Regions from separate parts of the Homo sapiens genome. Here regions 1, 2 and 4 are each linked to region 3. Evidence: chromatin contacts called from ENCODE Hi-C or POLR2A ChIA-PET data. All regions are on one chromosome and are shown on one strand. The core of a region is the stretch at or near the end of the contact, and the rest is flanking DNA. Distances in the headings are between cores, read along the strand shown.

The links. Hi-C counts contacts between places; a loop is a spot of excess contacts on that map. ChIA-PET counts read pairs that join two places held with the same protein, here RNA polymerase II (POLR2A). Pooled maps may share reads with other maps.
Region 1: POLR2A ChIA-PET joins it to region 3 with 10 read pairs in A673. The contact joins the enhancer-like site here to the promoter of GIPC1 in region 3. A Hi-C loop is called at or near these places in 1 of 168 maps with a recorded cell type or tissue (psoas muscle). POLR2A ChIA-PET finds 5 or more read pairs at or near these places in 4 of 52 experiments (A673, H1, activated T-cell and 1 more).
Region 2: a pooled map shows a loop between it and region 3 (3-fold over the local background). The contact joins the promoter of SAMD1 here to the promoter of GIPC1 in region 3. A Hi-C loop is called at or near these places in 1 of 168 maps with a recorded cell type or tissue (ascending aorta) and 6 of 50 pooled maps. POLR2A ChIA-PET finds 5 or more read pairs at or near these places in 6 of 52 experiments (A673, Caco-2, GM12878 and 3 more).
Region 4: a loop to region 3 is called in a pooled map, with 3 times the contacts of the local background. The contact joins the promoter of ADGRE2 here to the promoter of GIPC1 in region 3. A Hi-C loop is called at or near these places in 1 of 50 pooled maps. POLR2A ChIA-PET finds 5 or more read pairs at or near these places in 2 of 52 experiments (T-cell and WTC11).

What each region holds. Positions count from the first base shown.
Region 1 is chr19:14,165,038-14,170,372 of GRCh38, forward strand. The region is part of intron 4 of ADGRL1 (adhesion G protein-coupled receptor L1); the gene reads right to left. ADGRL1-AS1 (ADGRL1 antisense RNA 1) reads left to right here. Exons shown (of 3, transcript NR_045214.1): 3 at 3,740-5,335. Among named protein-coding and RNA genes, the nearest start is that of ADGRL1-AS1, 31 kb to the left of the region's middle. RefSeq lists an enhancer at 2,414-2,913 and a silencer at 2,784-2,973. Within about 2 kb of position 2,299, at least 7 of the 41 ENCODE cell types and tissues checked have a DNase peak (open chromatin) inside an H3K27ac peak, as active enhancers do.
Region 2 is chr19:14,087,403-14,092,782 of GRCh38, forward strand. SAMD1 (sterile alpha motif domain containing 1) reads right to left here and starts at 3,349. Exons shown (of 5, transcript NM_138352.3): 1 at 2,383-3,349; 2 at 1,666-1,960; 3 at 1,478-1,574; 4 at 1,269-1,380; 5 at 449-1,173. The coding sequence starts at 3,018. The coding sequence ends at 1,015. PRKACA (protein kinase cAMP-activated catalytic subunit alpha) reads right to left here. Exons shown (of 10, transcript NM_002730.4): 10 at 4,286-5,380. RefSeq lists an enhancer at 1,201-1,710 and silencers at 2,355-2,404, 2,705-2,964, 3,295-3,514, 3,655-3,704, 3,755-4,084.
Region 3 is chr19:14,492,570-14,497,814 of GRCh38, forward strand. GIPC1 (GIPC PDZ domain containing family member 1) reads right to left here and starts at 3,558. Exons shown (of 9, transcript NM_005716.4): 1 at 3,468-3,558; 2 at 288-343. RefSeq lists enhancers at 2,873-3,799, 5,080-5,245 and silencers at 3,462-3,691, 3,832-3,891.
Region 4 is chr19:14,777,183-14,782,419 of GRCh38, forward strand. It overlaps ADGRE2 (adhesion G protein-coupled receptor E2), which reads right to left and starts at 1,378. Exons shown (of 21, transcript NM_013447.4): 1 at 1,075-1,378.

The sequences.
Region 1 (5,335 bases), core at 1,049-3,548, 330 kb before region 3:
TTGGGGGGCAGCCCCAGTGGCAAGAGGGGCTTGGGCTAGTCCTCATTCCCCACCTCCAGCAGGCTTGGGAGGGAGGGGGACAGGCAGCACTCCCTTCACAGCATGGGAACAATGTGGCTCAGGGGCCCCCTGGCACAAAGCAGCCAGGATGTAGTTTTTGTAGAGGGAGAGGAGCCTGGGACATAGAGCTGGGCAGGAGCCAAAACGACCCTGGCTTGGGCCCTGGGGACTGGCCATCCCCCTGTCCCTGATGCCCTGAGGGGTCGGCCTGCCCACTCTGTCCAGCACACTGGCCTCTGCCCAAGCCGGTCCCCACCCCCACCAGGTGTGTGGCATCTGAGGGGACGTGTTTGTGTGAAGGGGACGGTGGGAGGCCTCAGAGCCTAACCTGCTCAGAGGGTGTCAGGGGGGAAAAATGTGGTTAGAGGTCAACCCAGGGGAAGGGGGAGAAGATGAGGAAGGGTCTGTCTGGGGCCTTGGACAGCAAGGACCCTTCACCAGCACCAAACTCCCAATCCCTCCTCTTCCCTCCCTTGCCCCGTCACCCCACCCGCCCTGCCCTGGCCCTCGAAGAGAAAATCTCCAGTGGTGCCGCATCCAAACCAGTGGGCCTGCAAGAAGAGTGGCTGGTGCTGGGAGGGAGAGAGACTCCAGGAGAAAGAGAGGAGACTGGAGGGGTGTGGTGAGGGGGCGGACCTGGGGCCAGCAGCCCAGGCCTCTCTGAGATGGGGGAGAGGGGAAGACGGGGAGGGGAGCAGCTCAGAGGGACCCTGCCCCACCTCCTTCGGAAGGGATGCTCCACAGACCACTGTAATTTCAAGGCAAAAGGGATCCCTAAAGGCCATGTCCTCCAGCCCTGCCTGCTGCTGCCGGCCTCAGATGGGTAAATTTCCCAAAACTTTCTGGAGAGGAAATGGTCATCCCTAACATCTCACCCTAGAAGCCCCTCAGCAGCAGCACCTCCGCTCCCCCCAATAACAGCCAGTAATGGCCAGCCCCATCCACTAGGGAGTTCTCTGCTAGAAATTACGGAGTCTGTGGAAGTCCCCAGACTGTGCCCCCGCCGCCCGCCGCCCATCTCCCTGGTCCTCTAACCACAACAGCCCAGAAGAAACCCTGACTGCAGCTTTGCAAGTGTGAAAGAAACAGAGAACACGCTCCCCCACCCTTCGCTCCCCCAACCACGAGGCCCGCCCCCGCCCCCTCGCCCTCATTTTTTCATTTTTTGGCAGGCTGCCCCCTCCCAGGGCTGGGGACAGCTGACACCCCTCCCCAGGGCTGGGCCCCCAGCTGGTCAGAGATGGGGATCAGGTTGGGGGTGGGGAGGACTGGTGCTCCATGCTCCAAAACAGCTCTGGGCCTTGGAAACATCAAACCAGAAGGAACTTAAGCCACCAGGAGCCCGAGACATAGGAGAATCTGCTCCCCAAAAGGAAAACAATGGTGTCCCCTCCAGCCCGCCTCCCATGAACCAGAAACATGTTATAAAAGGTACAGGGGAAGGAGGAAGAGAGAGGGGAGAGACAGAGAGAGAGAGAGAGAGAAAGAGAGAGAGAGAGAGAGACAGCTCACCCGGTGCCCCAGTGGGGGAGCCGGGGAAGGGAGTCCCTCCCTCCCCACCCGCCCTGGATGCTTATACACTTCTCCTGAAGGAGGCAAAAGAAGTATGAGAAAAGGCCAGGTCCCCCGAAAGGGCCAGGGACCAGGAAGGAGGGACAGAGAGAGACAGAAACAGCGAGAGAGAGAAAATCCTGCCCAAGCTCAGAGAGGAGCTTCCGTGGGTATCTGGAGGGTGGAGATGCCCGTGGCCGCACCAGGGCTGGTCCCACTGGGAGGACAACCCAGGGTGGGGGATACCGACCGGACCAAGTGTGGGTTGGGGAGAGAAGAAGGGGCCGGGGGAGGGCAGGTCACATAAGTATGGTACAGGTAGAACAAAGTGTGAGTTAGGGGTTAGCATTGGTAACAGTGCGTTTACCTTTCTGCTCCACTTCTACTTTAAGCATCGGAAGAGAGAGAGAAAACAAATTGAAAAAAAAAATGTGCAAGAAAAAAAGAGAAAAAAAAAGAGATTAAATTGCTTTCGTTTCTTTTCTGGCAACACGCCCCCTTTTCCTTTCCTTCCTCGCTCCTGCTTCCCCAACCCCTTCCGTAGCATCAGCTCGGGCCCCCGCCCCCAGGTCCCTTCCTCTGGGGGTGGTCAGGTGGGGTGAGAGGGTGCTGGGGAGACAGTCAGAGGGACGAGGGGGACACACACAGGAGGGAGAAGACACAGAAAGACACAGGGGTGGTAGGGGGGTACAGGCAGGCAGACAGAGCCCTCAGGTGGGAGGGGGCACCCTTGGTGCAAGGCGGGGGCAGGGAGTAGGGAGCCCCAGCTGGGAGGTGGGCTCCGGTCAGAGGGGGCACCAGGGAGTGGTGGGGTGGATAAGCCACTCGGCTCCCTTCCCACCCTGCCTGCTGCCCTCCTGCTAGAACCAGGGGCCCCAGGGGAAGGATTTCAGTGTCTCCCAGGGCCTGGGCCCACCCTCAGCCAAGAAACAGGCTGAACTCCTTCCCCTTTATGCTGGCCTCACCCAGGTCCAGCTGACTTCCCCCAAGCCCTCACAACCCAGAAGAAGCAAACACAGAGAGAAGGTGGCAGAGCCAGACACAGAACGACAGGCAGACGGGCAGTTGCACCCGGGCCCCAGAGAGAGCCAGGGTTGGGGAGACGGAGGCAGAGAGGTGGCGGGGGTGGGGGACACAGACTGGGTGGGACAGCAAGTGGGGGCACAGACACGCTCCCAGGCTCCCCAGGGGCAAGTCTGAGGCTCGGCTTCTCTGCTCAACCCACCCAGGGCCCGGGGGCCCAGGAGCTGGGAGCTCCGCCCTGCCCGCTGCCCTGCGGACGGGCGGCACCTAGGGGAGGAAGGGGCGCGGTTAGACTGTGCTCAGCTGCAAAGCAAATCCAGCATTAGTCGGGCTTGTCCACTGTGTGGGAGGGTTCCCACACATCACGTGCCCCCTGCCACCCACCCCTGACCCACCCTCACCAGCACTGGGGTCACCCCCAGCCTCTGAAGCCCTGGGCCAGGTGGCTGCCCAGGCCGCTCCCCCTCTGCATCCCTGGCCCCTCAGGAACTTCTGACTGGAGGGACTGGCTCTCCTGGCCCCTCTCTGAAGGTTCCAGCAGGGAGCTCCGCAGGGGCAGCCTCTGCCTCCCTTCCCAGCGCCTCACCCAGGGCCTGGCACTCAGGAGATGCTCAGTGAACATTTTGGGGACAAGTGAGTGCCTGGCCTCCCTGTCCTCTAGCTACCTCCTGTCCCCGCTTTAACTCCAGCCTCCTTCCTCTGGAGCATCAGGAGTTAGCTCTGCCCCCAACATCCACCCCGTATGTGTGCACACATGTCTGCGCGTGTGTGTGTGTGCGTGTGTCTCCTGTCTCCCCAAGGGCTCAGGCTATCTCTCTTCCATCAGACAGGCAGCCACTCATCCTCTGAACTGTCCTGCCCTCTGTCCCTGGAGCCTGCCTGGTCTCTGTCGGTTGTAGCCCCTGGACCACGCTCAGGGCCTCGGCTCCAGGAGGTTTCTCAGCTCCTCTCCTCCCCTAGCTTCTTTCCTGCGGCTTGACCTGAGCCTCTCGTCTACTTGCTTTGGCTTCCACCTGGACCGAGGAATTTTTCCTGCCCTTTATCTCACCTGCCTCGGGAGAAGTTGGGTCATTATCCGTTGTTATTTTAATTTTGATTACCACAGCAATAATCGTAATTGACAAGAGGCATTACAAGGAGCTGCAACAAAAGCAACGACTACCAAGTGTCCAGCACTCACGAGGGGCCAGCAACTATGCTACGCACCTCACTGGCCGTCTTTTGAGAACCCTGTCTACAGATGGGAAAACTGAGGCACACTGAAGTGAGGCCACATGGCTGGCGAAAGCAGGCACCATTTCCTTTGCATCTACAGCTCGGGTGCACACAAGCTTGACATGCGTTGTCGCTACTCCTTGTGGCTTCCCAGGGAAGGCTTTTGACCCCTCTCCACCCCATCACAGATGAATAAACAGGCTCAGCTGGCTTAAAGGGCATTGGTAATATTACTGAGCACATCCTGAACCAGGCATGGGTCTGGGCGCTGGGGCGGCGGGTGAAGACGAAGCCTCTGCCCTTGGGAAGTTTACACTCGGCACTCAAAACCCTGCCACCAGGAGCGACTTTGTGGCCGGCCCTGGGCCAAGCGCTTCTCACATGTCATCTCATGGACTCACACCTCCTTCCGTAGTGGCCCAGAGAAATTAAATCATTTGCTCAAGGTTTCAGAGCCAGAAAACTCAAGAGCCCAGTCGAGCCTTGAACCTACACCCATCTGACTGCCCCCCTGTGCTGAGCTCGCTGCCTCCCACCCCCCTTCCCCGCTGTCCCAGCCGCGGGAGTCAGCCGTGTCCCCAGTGCTGTGGGGAGGCTTCAAGGAGCAGATGGGCATCCCCCTCGGTGGTGGCTGAAGGCCTCAAGCGCTGAAAGGAAAGGACGAAGAGTAAAAGAAGAAAATTACGGAAGCACAGAAGGGATCCTGTTTCCCCAGCATCGAGTCACCTGTGAGGAGAAATCAAAGGCTGGCAGGGAAGGTTGGGGTGGGAGGGGAGAGGAGGGAGAGTTACAGGGCCTCTTAGTCCCCAAACCCGGCCCGCCACACTCAGACACCCTGATGGCCCTGCCTTCTCCCCACTCTTCCCGGAGGCCCTACCACCAGGTTGACTACATGGAACCCATTGTGGGAGGAGAAGGGAAGGGATAATGGGAAGGAGGGAGGGAGGAGAGAGGGCAGGAAAAAGGTGATGTCAAGGGTGGGGTGCTGAGGAGGAGAGACCTTGTCTTTGTCTGATCCCTTTGGCCAGGTGCAAGATGGCCAGGCTCCTGGCTCCCCAAATCACTTTCTTCAGGCTGCCTGGAGGCCACCCTCAGTCCAACATGGCGGCATTTCCTTTGCAGACAGGAAGTGCCACATGGTAATGGGGAGACCAGTGAGGAGCTATGAATCTGTTGAAAATGCCCCCCAGCCCTTCACCCTGAATCTGCCACCAGGCCTCAGAGGATGGTATCCCACTCTATGGGTGTAGAGTCCAGCTTCCATGATTGGGAAGAAGTGTGTGGGGAGTGAGGGTGCTGAGAGAACGGTGTTGAGAGGGGCAGTGGGGTAAGTGAGAGGGAAGAGAAGGTAGATGAGAAGGGTCAGAAAAGGTCAGAAGAGTCAGAAAAGGAAGGGATGTGAGAAGGCGAGGGAGGCAGATGGGGGAGAAAAGCATAGAGGCCAAGGGAGAAGAGAGAGACGTAAGTGTGCCAGGCAGAGCACGGG
Region 2 (5,380 bases), core at 2,099-4,598, 410 kb before region 3:
GAGCCACTGTGCCCGGACAAAAATTTTTAAAAGTTAGCCCGGCATGGCAGAGTGCACCTGTAGTCCCAGCTACTCAGGAGGCTGAGGTGGGAGGATCACTTCAGCCCAGGAGTTTGAGGCTACAATGAGCTATGATAGCACCACTGCACTCCAGCCTGGGTGAAAGAATGAAACCTGTCTAAACGAAAAACAAAAATTGAGCACCTGCTGTGTGCCTAGCTCTGTTCTGGACACGGACACGGTGAGATTACAGAAGAAAAAAAAGCAAATATTCCCACCTTCCTGGAGCAATTATTGTTATACATGGCTGTGAGGCAGCTATAATTCATTGTTTCTGTTTTTCTCCCTCCCCAAACAATTCTGTCCTAACCTGAGGCTCTCTTAGGAGGCTCTTTAGTGCCCTCTCCCCACCCCATTCATAAAATGGACTCCGTGGCTTTTTTTTCCCTTTTTCTTTTTTTAAAATTTTATTTAAAAAACCTTCGGTGCAATATTAAAAAGCAATACAGCCAGCTGGAGCGACAATCAACAGAAAGAAAAGAGGGAGGAGAGAAAAGGCCCGAGGAACCCCAACCCAGCTAGTCCCCTAGGGGCTGGAGGCCAGGGGCAGACTGAGAAGGGGGGCATGGGTGGTAGGGGAGGGAGGAAAGACCACCCACCAAAATAAACAGGCAGATCCAAACATTTATACAGGAAACATCTGGCTGAACGGAAGAGGATCTTGGGGAGATGAGAAGCCCCCCACATTTCATTTTTTTTTTCCTAAAATGTCCTGGACTGGGTGGGGAGGGTCAGCCACCTGGGGTTTAAGGAGCAATCCCCTCCCCACACCGACGTGCTGAGGAGCAGATGTGTGTGAGACAGACACAAGGGGCAAAGATAAGGACAAGAGGGTGCCCTCTCCTTGGAATCTGTTATGAGGGCTGAGGGTGTCCCCGTCCAGCTCCTGGACTCTGGGGGATCTTGGGTGAGATGGGGGCCGGAATGGGCTGGGGCAGGGGTGAGGCTGGGCGCTCAGCCTAAGAAGCCATCGGGGTCATCATCCTCAAAGTGGCCTTGCTGAAGCACCTTGATGTGGTGCTCGTAGATTTTCAGGGCTGGCCCGAGGCGGATGGACAGGCCGGTGAGCACATCTGTGCGCTGCATGAGCAGCAAAGATTTGCCATCAATTTCCTGGGTGGGACAGGAACAGAGAGAGCCGGGATCAGGGCACATCCCAGGGAGGCCCTCTGTGTCTGTCAGTGTGTAGTCCTGGGCTGGAAACTCACCTGCTCTTGGAAAGCTGTCGCCTGCTCCGGGAATCCAGCCTCAGTAAAATATTCGACGACATCCATCACGGTCCACTCGACGGGATCAGATGGCTTCTCTTTGCGCCCGGGACTGCATCAAAACAAACAGACACCAGTGAACACGGATGTCTCTCTGGCTGTACCACACACCTGAGCAGCACCCCCATGTCTCCAATACCCCAACTTACGGACAGCCAAAGGGGGTCCCGTCGGCCCCAGGTAGGGCTGGTTTGCCTGGGGGCAAAGGCACGGGGGACGGGGAGTCTGGCCCGGTGGCAACAGAAGCTGGGAAGGAAAAAAACACCTGTCTTTGGCTTTGTCTTCGGGCTGAGTTCCTCTCCACCTAGCACTCTTCCCCACCCAGAGGGATCCTTACCTGTTCCCCCTTCCTTGTTCATGGCTGCCATGGAGAACACCTGGCGGGTGCCGCTGCCCGGGGCTGGCCCCCGCCCTTCATCCTGGCCCTGGTGCGGTCCGCAGGGGGTCCACTCCTTGACCCTCTCCTTGGCACTCTGAGGTCCCCGCTCGCCGTTAAGCTGGTGGTGCTGGGCACCTGCAGGACGGTCACTCTCGGGCACTTCAGAGCCCTCTGACACATCATCTTCTTCATCTTCATCTTCATCATCATCTTCTTCCTCTTCTTTCTCAAGTACTCGCTCTTCTCCACCTCTCTGGAGCCGAGGAGAGAAGCATGCAAAATTAGTAGCTGTTCTAATCCCAGACCCTGACTGTGGCGTCCGGGCGGTGGGGAGGAGGAACCGATTCCACCTTTAAGAACAATACGGACTAACTTTTACGCATTCACTCCGTGCCAGGCTCTGTGTTAACTAAAGCCCTCGACAACCAAATCTTACTAAACTCGCTCAACAACCCCAAGGGGTCGCTACTGTTATTAAACCGCGTTTACAGCGGAGGAAACTGAGGCTCCGGGAGATTCAATCACTTGCCAAGGTCACCACGCACCGAGCCCGCAGGAAACGCGCGCAAAGCCCCAGCCACCCGCCACCCAGTTCCTCCCGGGACTCGCGCCCCCGCCACCAACTTCGCCCGCACCTGCCCACCGCGCGGCGCCCCCGCTCCCCGGCGCGCTCACCTTGCTGCGAGACGGGCGGGCGCTGGCGGCCGGCGGCGCCCGTCCGGGCCTGTCCCCGCGGGGCAGCGCAAGCGCTCCGAGACGGGTGCGCTCCAGACGGCCTCGAGCCGCCGCCTCCTCCTCCAGCAGCCCCTGCACGCGGCCGCGGGTTAGGCGACCGCCGGCGCCGCCGCTGCCCCCGAGGTAGCGCACGACTTCCCGCAGGCTCACGGGCCGCGCCGCGCCGCCGGCCCGCACCGCGCCCCCCTCCGGCGGCGGCTGTGGCTGCGGCGGCGGCGGCTGCTGCTGCTGTGGCGGCGCCGGCGGGGCCGGCGGGGTGGCTCCGCGCCGGGGCGGCTGGACGCGCGCCGCGTTGCGGTACGAGATGCTCCCCTTGTAGCTGACCCGGAGCACGGCGCGCTGCTGGATCAGTTTCTCGAGCTCGGCGCGCGTGCGCTCCGGCTCCGGGCCGTGCCGCCGCCGCACCATCCGGCAGATGCGCTCCAGGTCCGGCCGCGCCTTGCGCGAGCGCAGCGAGTCGATGGTGTCCAGGATCCACTCTTGGTAGTGCGGGGAAGCGGCGGACGACGAGGCGGCGGCCGCCGTGGTGGCGGCCGCCGCCGTCTCCGGCGGGGGTAGGGCCGGGGGCCCCGCCATGCCTCCCGCCCGGCCCGGCTGCACCGTGCGCGCTGCCTCCCTCCCAGCGCGGCGCCCCCCTCCCCGGCTCCCCTCCCTCCGCCGCTGCCCGCCTCCTCCGCCTCCCCCCCCGGGGGGCGCAGCGCCTCGGCGGAGCGGCGGCGGCGCTGCTGTTTCTTTGCAAAAAAAAAAAAAAAAAAAAGAGAGAGAGAGGGAGAGAGAGAGAGAGGAAAAAACAGTGAGAGAGAAAGAAAAGAGAGAAAAAAATATGCACACACTCACTCACTCGCACGCACGCACACACAGACCCGCTTCTGCTGGGCGCGCGCGGGGCCGGGGATGCGAGGGGGAGGAGGGGAGCGCGGCGCGGCCGGCCCCTCCCCGCCGCCGCCGCCGCCGCACGCGCGCCCTGCGCCCGGGACACTCCGGCCCCCCTTCCTTCCCTCCCTCCCTCCTCCCCGCCGCCCGCCTTCCTCCCTCCCACCCCCACGCGCCCGCTTTTAAGGTGGAGCCCGGGCCCCCCGCCCGCCCCCTTTACCCTGCGCTCTCGCTCACTCCGGCTCGCTCCGGCCCCCCCTTACAACTCCCGCGCGCTTTTTAAGGAGGCGCCGCGGAGTTGGCCCGGGGCGGGGGCGGGGGAAAGCGGCGGGCGGGGGAGGGGGAGGGGAGTGCCGGGGGGAGTGGAGAGGGGGCGGGCAGGGCGGGCGGGCGGCGCTCGGCCGCCCTCCAGCCATTGGGCGCGGGACCCAGACGTCCCCGGCGCCCAGCCCCCCTCTCCACGCCTCTCCAGCGCGCTCCGCTCTCGGGACCGCACTTACCGGGAACTCGCCGCCCGCGGGCCGGGGCTGCCGCGCTCGCAGGGTGCTGCGGGGACCCTCCTGCTGCCGCCGCCCCCGCGTCCCTCAGGCGCGCCTGGCCCGGCGCTGAGGATGCGGGAAGGGGGGCGCGCACCCTCTCCCCCTTCTACTCCCCCTGCCAGGGCCGCCCCCGCCGCCGCTCGGCCTCCTGGCGCGCCAGCCCCAGCGCCTCCCTAGAGCGCCCTCTCGGTCCCGGGCTGGACGCCGAGGGGGCGCGCCGCAGATTTGGGGACCCCGAATCTGGGGTCAAAGGGCAGTTTGACGCTCGTTTCTCCTGCGGGGCCGAAGGAGTGCCGGAATTTCAGCTAAACCCTGGTTACAAGGACTTCAAGCCAGGACCTGATCGGCCTGCACGCTGGGGTCCGAAATTCCCTTTCCAACCCCCTGGGGGTGTGTGGGTGGGTGATCGAAGTCGAGAACACCAGCGACACTTTTTTTTTAAACAAAACTTTATTGGTAATAGTTTTCAAATATGTTTACAACAGCACACTGTTCAAGAGGAAGTCTCGTCCTTCGCAGCACACAGGTTGAATCGCCCCCGCACCCACCCGGGGCCCCACCCCAGGCCTGAGAACTCCTCCTGGGATGGGGAGAAGTTATGAGAGGGGGAAATACGGGGATGAATGGGGTGGCTCCCCAGCGGCTCCCCACTTTTCTATTACGAGAGAAAAAAGCACAAATGAGAAAGTGGGGGAGAGGTGATGGACAGCTGACAGCTAAGCTGGAGGAGGGGCGCCCAGGATGGGGGAGGCGGAAGCTGGTGGGTGAGTAAAACAGGCAGCCCCTCCCCAGCAGCTCTAGCCTTGAACCCCGGGCCGTGGCTTGGGGGGACTTGGCCTCTTCTGTTCCCTTTTGCAGGGATGCCCTCCCCACTCAGCTGAGGGAAGGCTGGACGTTAAAATCTAGCGGAGAATAAAATTAAGGAGTTGGGGGGAAACGCTGCTGGGAGGAAAGACTTGGGCTTGGGGCTCCCCCTCTGTCTTTTTGGGGGATGACTCCTCTTTGGCAGGGAGAGGGGCAGCTGCTTTGTCTGGCTTTCAAAGCCCAAGGGTGAAGACAGGTCTGTTGGGGAAAAAGAGAGCGGAGGCTTCCTAAAGGGGCCTAGACCCTCGCAGGATTGGCAGAGAGGATTCCCCGGGGAGGGGCCCAGGGGAGATTAGCAGCGGGGAGGTTCAAACCCCAGCGCCTCCCTTTCCAAAGTCAGTCTGCTTCTCTTTAAAATGGATTTGAGGAATGGGGGGACATGGGAGGGGTGGGAGTAGAGGAAGGAGGGAGGGAGGCACTGGTGGAACTTAAATAAGATTTTAAATTGTTGTTTTTTTAAAAAAATTCTAGCAAGCAACCCACTGAACATGTCACTAAAAATCTCTCCTTCCCAGGCAGGATTACTCCGAAAGGAAGGTTGGCGCTTCGTTCATTTGCCCTTAGCAAGTGGGGCCTGTGGTTGGGTGGGATGGGGGTGTGGGTGGGGGCTGGAGTTAAGCGTGAGCCCCTCTTTCCATACCCTGTCCCTGGATACACCAGCA
Region 3 (5,245 bases), core at 2,308-4,807:
TGCTGGGATTATAGGCGTGAGCCACTGCACCCGGCCTTGCTACTGCCATCTGTACCAAGATTCAAGCTTCCTCCTTTTCCCAAGATCCCTACATCCTGACCACCAATTCCCAGCCTCCTTACTCTCTCTCTCTGCCCACCCCACTGCCCTGGTTCATGCCAGCTTCCGTGTCCCCACCCGTGAGGAGGCATTAACAGCAGTGAGGAAAGTGAGTGAGTAATGAATCTGCCTGCCACGGCCATAAGAGGCTTCGTGGCCTGGGTTCAAATCCCACCCCTGCCACTTACCAGCTGTGTGGCTGGGGGGCAAGTCACTTCACATCACAGGGCCTCAGTTTCTTCATCTGAAAAATGGGTGGAATTCCTGTCACTCTCAAGGTGGTTGTGGAAATCCAAAGAGATTACCCACGTATCCCATCTACACTCTGCCTCAGACTCCATTTAAGGACGCTGTTGTCATTACTATGGGTGTCTCCTCCTCTGCCCTGCCCTGCCCAGGAATATCCCAACCCTCTCTGCCTGCCAATACCTACTCCAGGCCCACTCCTCCATGAAGCCTCCCAGGCTTGCCCCAGCATGCTGGAACTGCCCCTGTGGTACAGATGGCTCAGGCCCATGAACTTAATTGCATGCTGCCCTGGCAGAACTCTTGTCTTCCAGCTTCAGGCTGTCATTTAACTTCATGTCTCTATTTTAAAACGTAAACCAGATGGCATCACTGCCCTGCCTGAAACTTTACAACAGTTTCCCACCTTCTGGAAGAAAAACTGCAATCTCCTTACTGTGACCCACAAACCCCTGCAGAATCGCTGCTCTGGGTTCATCTTCTGCTCCAACCATGTGATTCCAAACTTGGTCCAGCCTAAAGACCTTGGCCTTGCCCATCTCTCTCTCTTTTTTTTTTTTCGAGATGGAGTCTTGCTCTGTCACCCAGGTTGGAGTGCAGTGGCGCCATCTCAGCTCACTGCAACCTCCACCTCCTGGGTTCAAACGATTCTTCTGCCCTAGCCTCCTGAGTAGCTGGGATTACAGGCACGCACCACCACATCCGGCTAATTTTTGTATTTTTATTTTGTATTTGTTTATTTTTATTTATTTATTTATTTTTGAGACGGAGTTTCATTCTTGTTGCCCAGGTTGGAGTGCAATGGCGCGATCTTGGCTCACCGCAACCTCTGCCTACCGGGTTCAAGCGATTCTCTCCTGCCTCAGCCTCCCATGTAGCTGTGATTACAGGCATGTGCCACCACGCCCAGCTTATTTTATATTTTTAGTAGAGACAGGGTTTCTCCATGTTGGTCAGGCTGGTCTTGAACTCCTGACCTCAGGTGATCTGCCTGCCTCGGCCTCCCAAAGTGCTGGGATTACAGGCATAAGCCACCACGCCTGGCCTATTTTTATTTTTTTTTGAGATGGAGTCTCGCTCTGTAGCCCAGGCTGGAGTGCAGTGGCACGATCTCAGCTCACTGCAACCTCCGCCTCCCGGGTTCAAGCGATTCTCCTGCCTCAGCCTCCTGAGTAGCTGGGCTTACAGGCGTGCGCCACCACACCCAGCTAATTTTCATATTTTTAGGAGAGAGGGGGTTTCACCATGTTGATCAGGCTGGTCTCAAACTCCTGACCTCTTGACCCACCTGTCTCAGCCTCCCAAAGTGCTGGGATTACAGGGGTGAGCCATGCCCCTAGCCAATTTTTGTATTTTTAGTAGAGACAGGGTTTCCCCATGTTGGCCAGGCTGGTCTCAAACTCCTGACCTCAAGCAACCCACCCGCCTCGGCCTCCCAAAGTGCTGGGATTACAGGCGTGAGCCACCGCGCCCGGGCCCCCTTGCCTGATCTTTGCTGGGCTGGCACCCCTTGCCCACAACTACTCTCTACAGTACCACCCGCTCATATTTTATTCATAGCAGTTAGTGCCATCTGAAATTATCTTCTTTATTTACTTGCTAACTTGTTTGTTGGCTGCTTCCTTCCTTTCAGAGTGCCAACTCCTCAAAAGTAGGGATTTTGTTTTGTTCACTGTTGCATTTTCTGTGCCAAGAACAGTGCCTAGCACATGCACGTAGCAGGTGCTCACTAAATATTTGTAGACTGAGTGAATGAATGTGTCTCAGGTCCTCGTTCTGATTGCTCTCTGTGCTCCCCATCCTTGAAACAGCCCCCTAAACATGCCTGCTGTGCGGTTGCCAACTGTCCTAGGCTCCCCACTTTCCCTGGCTCCCCTCACACCTGAACACAGAGATGAAGAGCCACTTCAGCCCGGATATTGAGTGTTTGGGCTGGAATTTCAGCATCCTCACCCCCTCATCCTGGGAAGGGCCTGAAACTTAGCAACCCCACGGCCACACAGAAGCAGTGTGGCCAGCAGGAGGAGGGGAAGGGGGTTCCTGGGAGCACACAGAAGCTAGGGGAAGGGGGAAACCACGCCCAGGCTCCCCGTTCCAGCACAGTGTTGCTTTGGAGAGAAGGAGGGAAAGAGGCCTCTGATTCACTCTTGAAAAACCGGCTCCTGGGTGTTTCCGGGGAGAACGCCTACTTCCCAGCCTCGGCCCAGGTTGCCAGGGGGGAACCCAGTGGGCCCAGACCCCAGCATCCTGGCCCCCTGCAGACGCCACTCTCTTCTCTGGACCCAGGTAGTTAGACCTGCCCTCTCCAGCTCTGGGGAGAAGGGAAAGGAGGGCAGCTTCCTGTTTGAGTGGCTGGTAAAGCAAAAGACCAGCAGGTGTGGCCCTGATGATGAGTACGGGGTAGGGGGTGGGAGGGGTAGGGGGCCGGAGCTACTCAGCAACAACTGAGCCGTGGAGTTATTGGTATCCAGTCTAGTGGGTGTGACTCCAGTTCTGGACCCTGGGGCATGAGTTCCAGTCCCAGATGTGCCAGTTACTAGCTGTGTGACCTTGGGCAAGTCACTCCACCTCTCTGGGTAGGCTGCCTCACCTTTTTTACAAGAAGGCACAGCACCTCCCATGAGGTGTTTAGAGTCAATTATCCTCATGGTAAATGCCTGACACGGAAGCTCTCCAATAAATGCTAGCTGAGGTGGAGTTTTTCATGACGATTATTATTCAGACCGTGGTCCTCACTGCGTCCCCCCCAAGGCCCTGGAGGGTTCAGACGCGGTTAGCTCAGGGGAAGTGCCCAGGAAAGGGTCAGAAACACTGACCCCGCGCCTGTCCACGCTGGGATGGGGACAGTCCAGCCGGGGGACGGGGGGAGGGGCAAGCCCAGAAACCCCAGCCCAGCGTTGGGAGGCGTTTGTCCCCTGCCCGCCAGCAGGAAGGGAGCTGCCCCCACCACCCCCCACCCCCGCTTCCCCTGGGAAGGGGCCTCCGGCATCCCCGCGCGCAGCCTAGACCTCCAGTCGCGTCCACGGCGCCGGCCCCACCCTGCAGGATCGGCCGGATCCTCGCAGGCCCGCGACCCCCGAGGCCCCCGGAGCAGACACATCCTTCTCGCAGAGGCCACTCACCTGCTCCGCCGCCGCCGCCGCCGCCGCCGCCGCCGCCGCTGCCTCCGCCTCCCCGTGCGCACCCGGCTCGGCCCTCCGCAAACTCCAGACCGGGCCTCTCCCGCAGCGGCGCCTGGGGGGCGGGGCCGACGCCCGCGGCCGGCCAATCAGCGGCTGCCTCTCGGTGCTCGCAGCCAATCCGCGTCTTCCGCTTCGGGTGGACCCGACGGAAACATTCCAGAGGGATCCCTCCGCCTCGCCCGGCTCTTCCCGACTCCTCCCCTCGCCGCGAAGCAGTGGACCGTTCCGCCCCGCCTAAGCCGCGGCTGGCTGTACCACCGGAGGGCTGAGGAGGGGGGGGAGCTGCAGCTGGGCCCCGGCCAATCGCGAGGGAGGAAGGAGACAAGCGGCCAATGGGAAGGAAGCTGGGGCCCCTGAACCACGTGCTGTCGGCTGAGTGTCAGTCTCGGGTGCCCTGGGTGGTGAGGGGCGGGGGAGTCAGGTGACCTAGGCCAGGTTTCGGGGAAAGGATTCGAACTTCCGACGTCCAGGAAAGCGGACAGTTTAGGAGACCTGGGTGGGGGTCAATGGCAGTCCCCAACCCAGTTCCCTGCCCGGCCTCCTCTGCCCCAGCCTGGCCATCCTCGGAGCGGATAAAAAGATGCATTCAATCTCTGGGGGCGGGCGGGGGATCGAGATGAATAGGGAGGGTCCCGAGTTTCCCTGCTTCCTGGGCTGTACAATGGACAAAGGCATTCATTCATTCATTCGTTCACTCACTCATCAAATATTTAATGTGCCAGACTGCTCCGTGCCAGACTCTGTCCTACCTCTGAAGACGCGTCAGTGAATAAGCTGAATGTGCTCCTGGTAGAGGTAACAGAGCGTGCAAAAGCCGGACAGAGAGATACAGCACGCTTTAGGATACTGCAATATCGTGGGAGCTAGTAAATCAGTGTGGAAAGGCAAGATGCAATGAAAGACAAGGGTGAGATAGTTTATCTGCTTGTTGGTTTGTTTATGTGCTAGGTCACAGAAGGTACCCAGCCAGCCTTTCATAGATCTGTCTCCTCCATCTGACTGTGAGGGTGGAGGCTGAGTCTCTCTTGTCAACCCCTCACTCCCACCTCAGGCTGCCACACGGCAGGTTCTCAGCAAACCTGTGTGGACAAATAGACCATGTAGTTTATAAGGAAGGGGGATTTATCAGGTGGACACAGATCCAAGAAACAAGAGTCACAAATGCACCTGGACCAGGCCAGGACGCTCAGTTCCCGGGACAAGTGAGATTTCCTTGTTCTAGTTCAAACCCAGCCACTTGGACAGCAACTGGGGCTGAATGCTGTGTGTTCTGGGAACTGTAGTTCCTGGAAGCCTCTAAGTGCTGAGACCCTGCTCAAGCTCCATAGAAAGACTGGTTCTTTGCAGTTCCCAGGGTGAGATGTTGTGCATATCAGTCCCACCAGGACCTGCAGAGGGGCAAACTAAAATGGGAGATGGAACCTTGAGCTTTGCTGCTGAGGATTGCCTAGCCAGCCCCACCCAGCTGGCAAACACCGAGATTGCTGTGGCAGGCCAGGCAACAGGCACAGCTATTGTCCGTCCCTTCCTGTTCTGCTGACCTCTGCCATCCCACTGAGCAATCAGTTGCCTGGGCTGGCCAGTACCCTCTGTGGGACTGTGCTGCCTGCCCTGCTTGAGCCTGGCATCTAAGCTGCCCCCTGCACACTTGGAGAGGACGGGATGCTGAGCCCAGGGGACAGCATGACTGAGGCTGCAGAGTCCTGAGCCAGACTCCA
Region 4 (5,237 bases), core at 128-2,627, 280 kb after region 3:
GGCTCTTCCCTGGGCAGGCACGCAGGGGCCTTGTCAGAAATAGCTCTGGGCTCCCACTTTGGTAGGGCTCACCCTGTGCCCAGAGCTTTGGCATGCCAGAGTTGGCAGAGCCTGCGTCCCAGCTGGCAGTATCTTCCCCTGCTGTTTTCCAGATGAGGAAACTGAGGCCAGGTACAGAGGCTCACGCCTGTGATCCCAGCACTCTGGGAGGGCGAGGCAGGAGGATCGCTTGAGCTCAGGAGTTTGAGACCAGCCTGGGCAACATGGCGAAGCTCGGTTTCTTTCTTTCTTTTTAAATTAATTAATTAATTAATTAATTAAATTTTTTAGACTTTAAGTTCTAGGGTACATGTGCACAACGAGCAGGTTTGATACATAGGCATACATGTGCCATGTTGGCTTGCTGCACCTATCAACTCGTCATTTACATTAGGTATTTCTCCTAATGCAATCCCTCCCCCAGGCCCCCACCCCCCGACAGGCCCCAGTGTGTGATGTTTCCCGCCCTGTGTCCAGGTGTTCTCATTGCTCAGTTCCCACCTATGAGTGAGAACATGTGGTGTTTGGTTTTCTGTTTCTGTGTTAGTTTGCTGAGAATGATGGTTTTCAGCTTCATCTGTGTCCCTGCAAAGGACATGAACTCATCCTTTTTTATAGCTGCATAGTATTCCCTGGTGTATATGTGCCACACTTTCTTAATCCAGTCTATCATTGATGGACATTTGGGTTGATTCCAGGTCTTTGCTATTGTGAATAGTACCGCAATAAACATACATGTGCATATGTCTTTATAGTAGCATGATTTATAATCCTTTGGGTATATACCCAGCAATGGGATCGCTGAGTCAAATGGTATTTCTAGTTCTGGATCCTTGAGAAATCACCACACTATCTTCCACAATGGTTGAACTAATTTACATTCCCACCAACAGTGTAAAAGCGTTCCTATTTCTCCACACCTGTGATCCCAGCACTCTGGGAGGCCGAGGCAGGAGGATCGCTTGAGCTCAGGAGTTTGAGACCAGCCTGGGCAACATGGCAAAGCTCTGTTTCTTCAAAAAGAAAAAAAATTACCTGGGCTTGGTGGCAGACGTCTGTGGTCCCAGCTGCTACTACTCAGGAGGCTGAGGCAGGAAGAATCACCCGAGCTGGGGAGTTTGAGGCTGCGGTGAGCTAAGATGGTGCCACTGCACTCCAGCTTGGGTGATAGAGTGAGACCCTGTGTCAAAAACAAAAAGAAAGAAAGAAAACTGAGGCATTACAGTGTCCACATAAAAGCCCAGGGAGGGAGAAGGGGCCCTCTTCCGATGCCAGGCAGGTGCCAAGAAGAGAAGCTTCACCGCACAGAGCAGACCCCCCGGATCTTTCTGGTCTTTCTAAGCCAGTTTCCTCCTGTGGGAAACTTATATTTCAGAGGCCCCTGGGCACTTCGTTAATCAACAGAGAATCATGTGATAGGAGGGTTCTTTCCTTTCTGGATAAATCATATGATTAGCTTGTCTCTTGAGGTACGTAATCATTTTTTAAAACGCTATATATATTTTTAAGAGATCTTACTCTGTCACCCAGGCTGGAGTGCAGGGTCACCATCACAGCTCACTGCAGCCTCAAACTTCAGGGCTCAAGGGATCCTCCTGCCTCAGCCTCCTGAGGAGCTGGGACTACAGCTGTGCACCATCACGTCTGGCTAGTTTTCTCCTTAAGTGTTTTTTTTTTTTGTAGAGACGAGATCTCGCTATCCTGCCAAGAAAATGCTATTATTTATGGAGCACTTAATTTGTACCAGGTCTGGTCCTAAGTGCTTTTTTTTTTTAATCTATATTAACTCATTTACTCCTTAAAACATCTGCAATGATGTTGTCATTCCCATTTGACAGAGGAGGAAACTGAGGCACAAGTGACTCACCCAGCTGAGACTCAGATCCACAGGCCGGCAGCCCAGCCCTGGAGTCCCTGCGATGAGCCCAGGGGAAAGTCTCCACTGGGCACTAACATGTCTTTAGCGCCTCCGTGACCCTGAGGCTTAGCAGGTGTCTGTATCCAGCCAGAATTCAAGGACTTGGTTTTGTGTTCCTCATATTTATATTTATTTTTAGGTTTCCCTACTATCTGGGGCAATGAGGAGGGTTTTTCAGTGAGGATGCCGAAATCAAGTCTCCTTGTTACATGAGTAAATTCAAGATGCAGAAGTGATGAATGCTAAGGAAAATATAGTTCAGTTGTTCAAAGGGGGAGATTGCAGCGATGGAGAAAAAAGTCACTAATGACTGAAGTCAGAGAACTATTGTCCTGGGAATAATCAAACATCCACAGTCCTAGAATTTACCCCTTCCTGTCCCGGGCTCCTGTGGGGGTGGCCTGGGCTGTGGGGGAGGGGAGTGAACACCAGCAGAAGCTGGAAGGAGAGAGGGCCAGACCAGGTCTGGAGGGATTTTGCCTTTTTTTTCTCAGAAAGCCAGAAACTCCAGCTAGAACCCCAGGGCTCAACGTCCCTTCTCTGCAGATCAGACGGGCAGGTCAGACAGCTGGCGTCTGCAGAATCTCAGGGAGGTAGTGGCACTTCCTGATGCCAGGGATTGTCCCTACACCCCTTCATGGTGATCATCGACTCTTCTTAATTTAATTTTATTTTACTGTATTTTAGAGACAGACTCTGGTGTTGCCCAGGTTGGAGTACAGTGGCGCCATCTCGACTCACTGCAACCTCCGCCTCCCGGGTTCAAGCGATTCTCCTGCCTCAGCCTCCAGAGTAGCTCGGACTACAGGTGCCCACCACCACACCTGGCTAATTTTTGTATTTTTATTTTATTTTATTTATTTGTTCATTCATTTATTTATTTTGAGACAGAGTCTCGCTCTGTCACCCAGGCTGGAGTGTGGTGATGTGATCTCAGCTCACAGCAACCTCTGCCTCCTGGGTTCAAGAGATTCTCCTGCCTCAGCCTCCCAAGTATCTGGAATTACAGGTGCAAGCCACCACGCCTGGCTAATTTTTGTATTTCTAGCAGAGATGGAGTTTCGCTATGTTGGTCAGGCTGGTCTCGAACTTCTGGCCTCAAGTGATCTGCCTGCCTTGGCATCCCAAAAGTGCTGGGATTACAGGCGTGAACCACAATGCCCGGCCTGAAACATTCTTTTTAAATTTTTATTTTATTATTATTATTATTATTTATTATTACTTTTTTCTGAGACGAAGTCTTGCTCTGTCACCCAAGCCGGAGTGCAGTGGTGCTATCTCGTCTCACTGCAATCTCTGCCTCCCGGGTTCAAGCAATTCTCCTGCCTCAGCCTCCCGAGTAGCTGGGATTATAGGCACCTGCCATCGCATCTAGATAATTTTTGTATTTTTAGTGGAGACAGGGTTTCACCATGTTGGCCAGGCTGGTCTCGAACTCCTGTCCTCAAATGATCCACGCGCCTCAGCCTCCCAAAGCGTTGGGATTACAGGCGTGAGTCACCATTCCTGGCGGCTTTCTTGAGTCTCTCCAATACTTCTCACCATCTCCCTTCTTCCCTAGCAACCATCTGCCCTCGAGCCGCATTAGGCTGTCAGCCCCCTGAGTGACTTTTGTCTTTTTCTCTGCAGAGCACCAGCACAGAGCCTGTGCTGAGTGGGGCCCTATATGGTAAACCATGCAAATTAGTAGTACTCCTGCCACTCCACTCCGCTGCCGCCCAGCTAAAGGAAGCCTCCTTCAGCCTCGCTGATCTGGTCCCTGCCGGGGTGTCTGCCTATGTTTCTCCGCCTTCTCTTTGTCCAGAAGTCTCAGTCCTGCTGACCTATTTTGCAGCTTCTGGACAACCTCTGCAATGATGGGGGGTGCGAACATGGTCCTCATTTGTCAAAAGGGGAACTGGAACCTGGGGGTTTGGGGCCCCTGGCCCCAGGTTGCTCAGCTAAGAAGTAACCCAAGATTACCTGTAATCCCAGCTGCTTGGGAGGCTGAAGCAGGAGAATTGCTTGAGCCCAGGAGATGTAGGTTGCAGTGAGCTGAGATCGCGTTATTGCACTCCAGCCTGGGCGATAGAGCCAGACTCCGTTTCAAAAAAAAAAAAAAAAAAAAAAGAAGCAACCCAAGATTATCCAACCAACAATAATAATGGTATTATTAATTATATTAGTATAATTTATTGTTATTATTTTAGAGACAGGGTCTCTGTTGCCCACGCTGGAGCACAGTGGCGGTGGCACAATTATGGCTTCAGGCAACCTGCACGTCCTGGGCTTATGTGATCCTCCTGCCTCAGCCTACCAAGTAGCTGGGACTACAGGCATATGTTGCCATGCCTGGCTAACTTTTCACTTTTTTTGTGTGTGTGTGAGGGGGACGGAATCTTGCCCTGTTACCCAGGCTAGAGTGCAGTGGCGAGATCTCGGCTCACTGCAACCTCCGCCTCCCAGCTTCAAGCAATTCTCCTGCCTCAGCCTCCCTAGAAGCTGGGATTACAGGCACACACCACCACGCCCAGCTAATTTTTTAGTAGAGACGGGGTTTCACCATGTTGGCCAGGCTGGTCTCGATCTCCTGACCCTCAAGTGATCCGCCCACCTCAGCCTCCCAAAATGCTGGGGTTACAGGTGCATGCCACCATGCCTAGCCACACTCCTTTTTTAAATTTAAAAACTGAGTGAAGTCAGGAGAAAAAAATCTTAAATTGCAGCATGACAGATTCCATACTAGAATCTTGAAAAAGTCTCCAAAGCCCCATAGGAAAAAGCCACCTTGCAAAAAAGCTGAGATACAAAGATAATAAAAGATTTGGTTTCAGGATACAAACATATGCAAGAAGACTTTAAAAAATAATCAAGGCTGCCGGGCGCGGTGGCTCATGCCTGTAATCCCAGAGAGGCCGAGGTGGGCAGATCACCTGAGGTCAGGAGTTCAAGACCAGCCTGGCCAACATGGTGAAACCCCGTCTGTACTAAAAGTACAAAAATTAGCCGGGTATGGTGGTGGGTGCCTGTAATCCCAGCTACTTGGGAGGCTGAAGCAAGAGAATCACTTGAACCCGGGAGGCAGAGGCTGCAGTGAGCTGAGATTGCGCCACTGCACTCCAGCCTGGGAGACAAGAGTGAGACTCCGTCTAAATAAAATAAAATAAAATAAAAATACATAAATATAAATAAATAAATAAAAATAAACAAGGCTGGGCCGGGCGCAGTGGTTCATGCTCGTAATCCCAGCTACTTGGGGATGCTGAGACGGGAGGATTGCTTGAGCCCAGGAGTTCGAGAC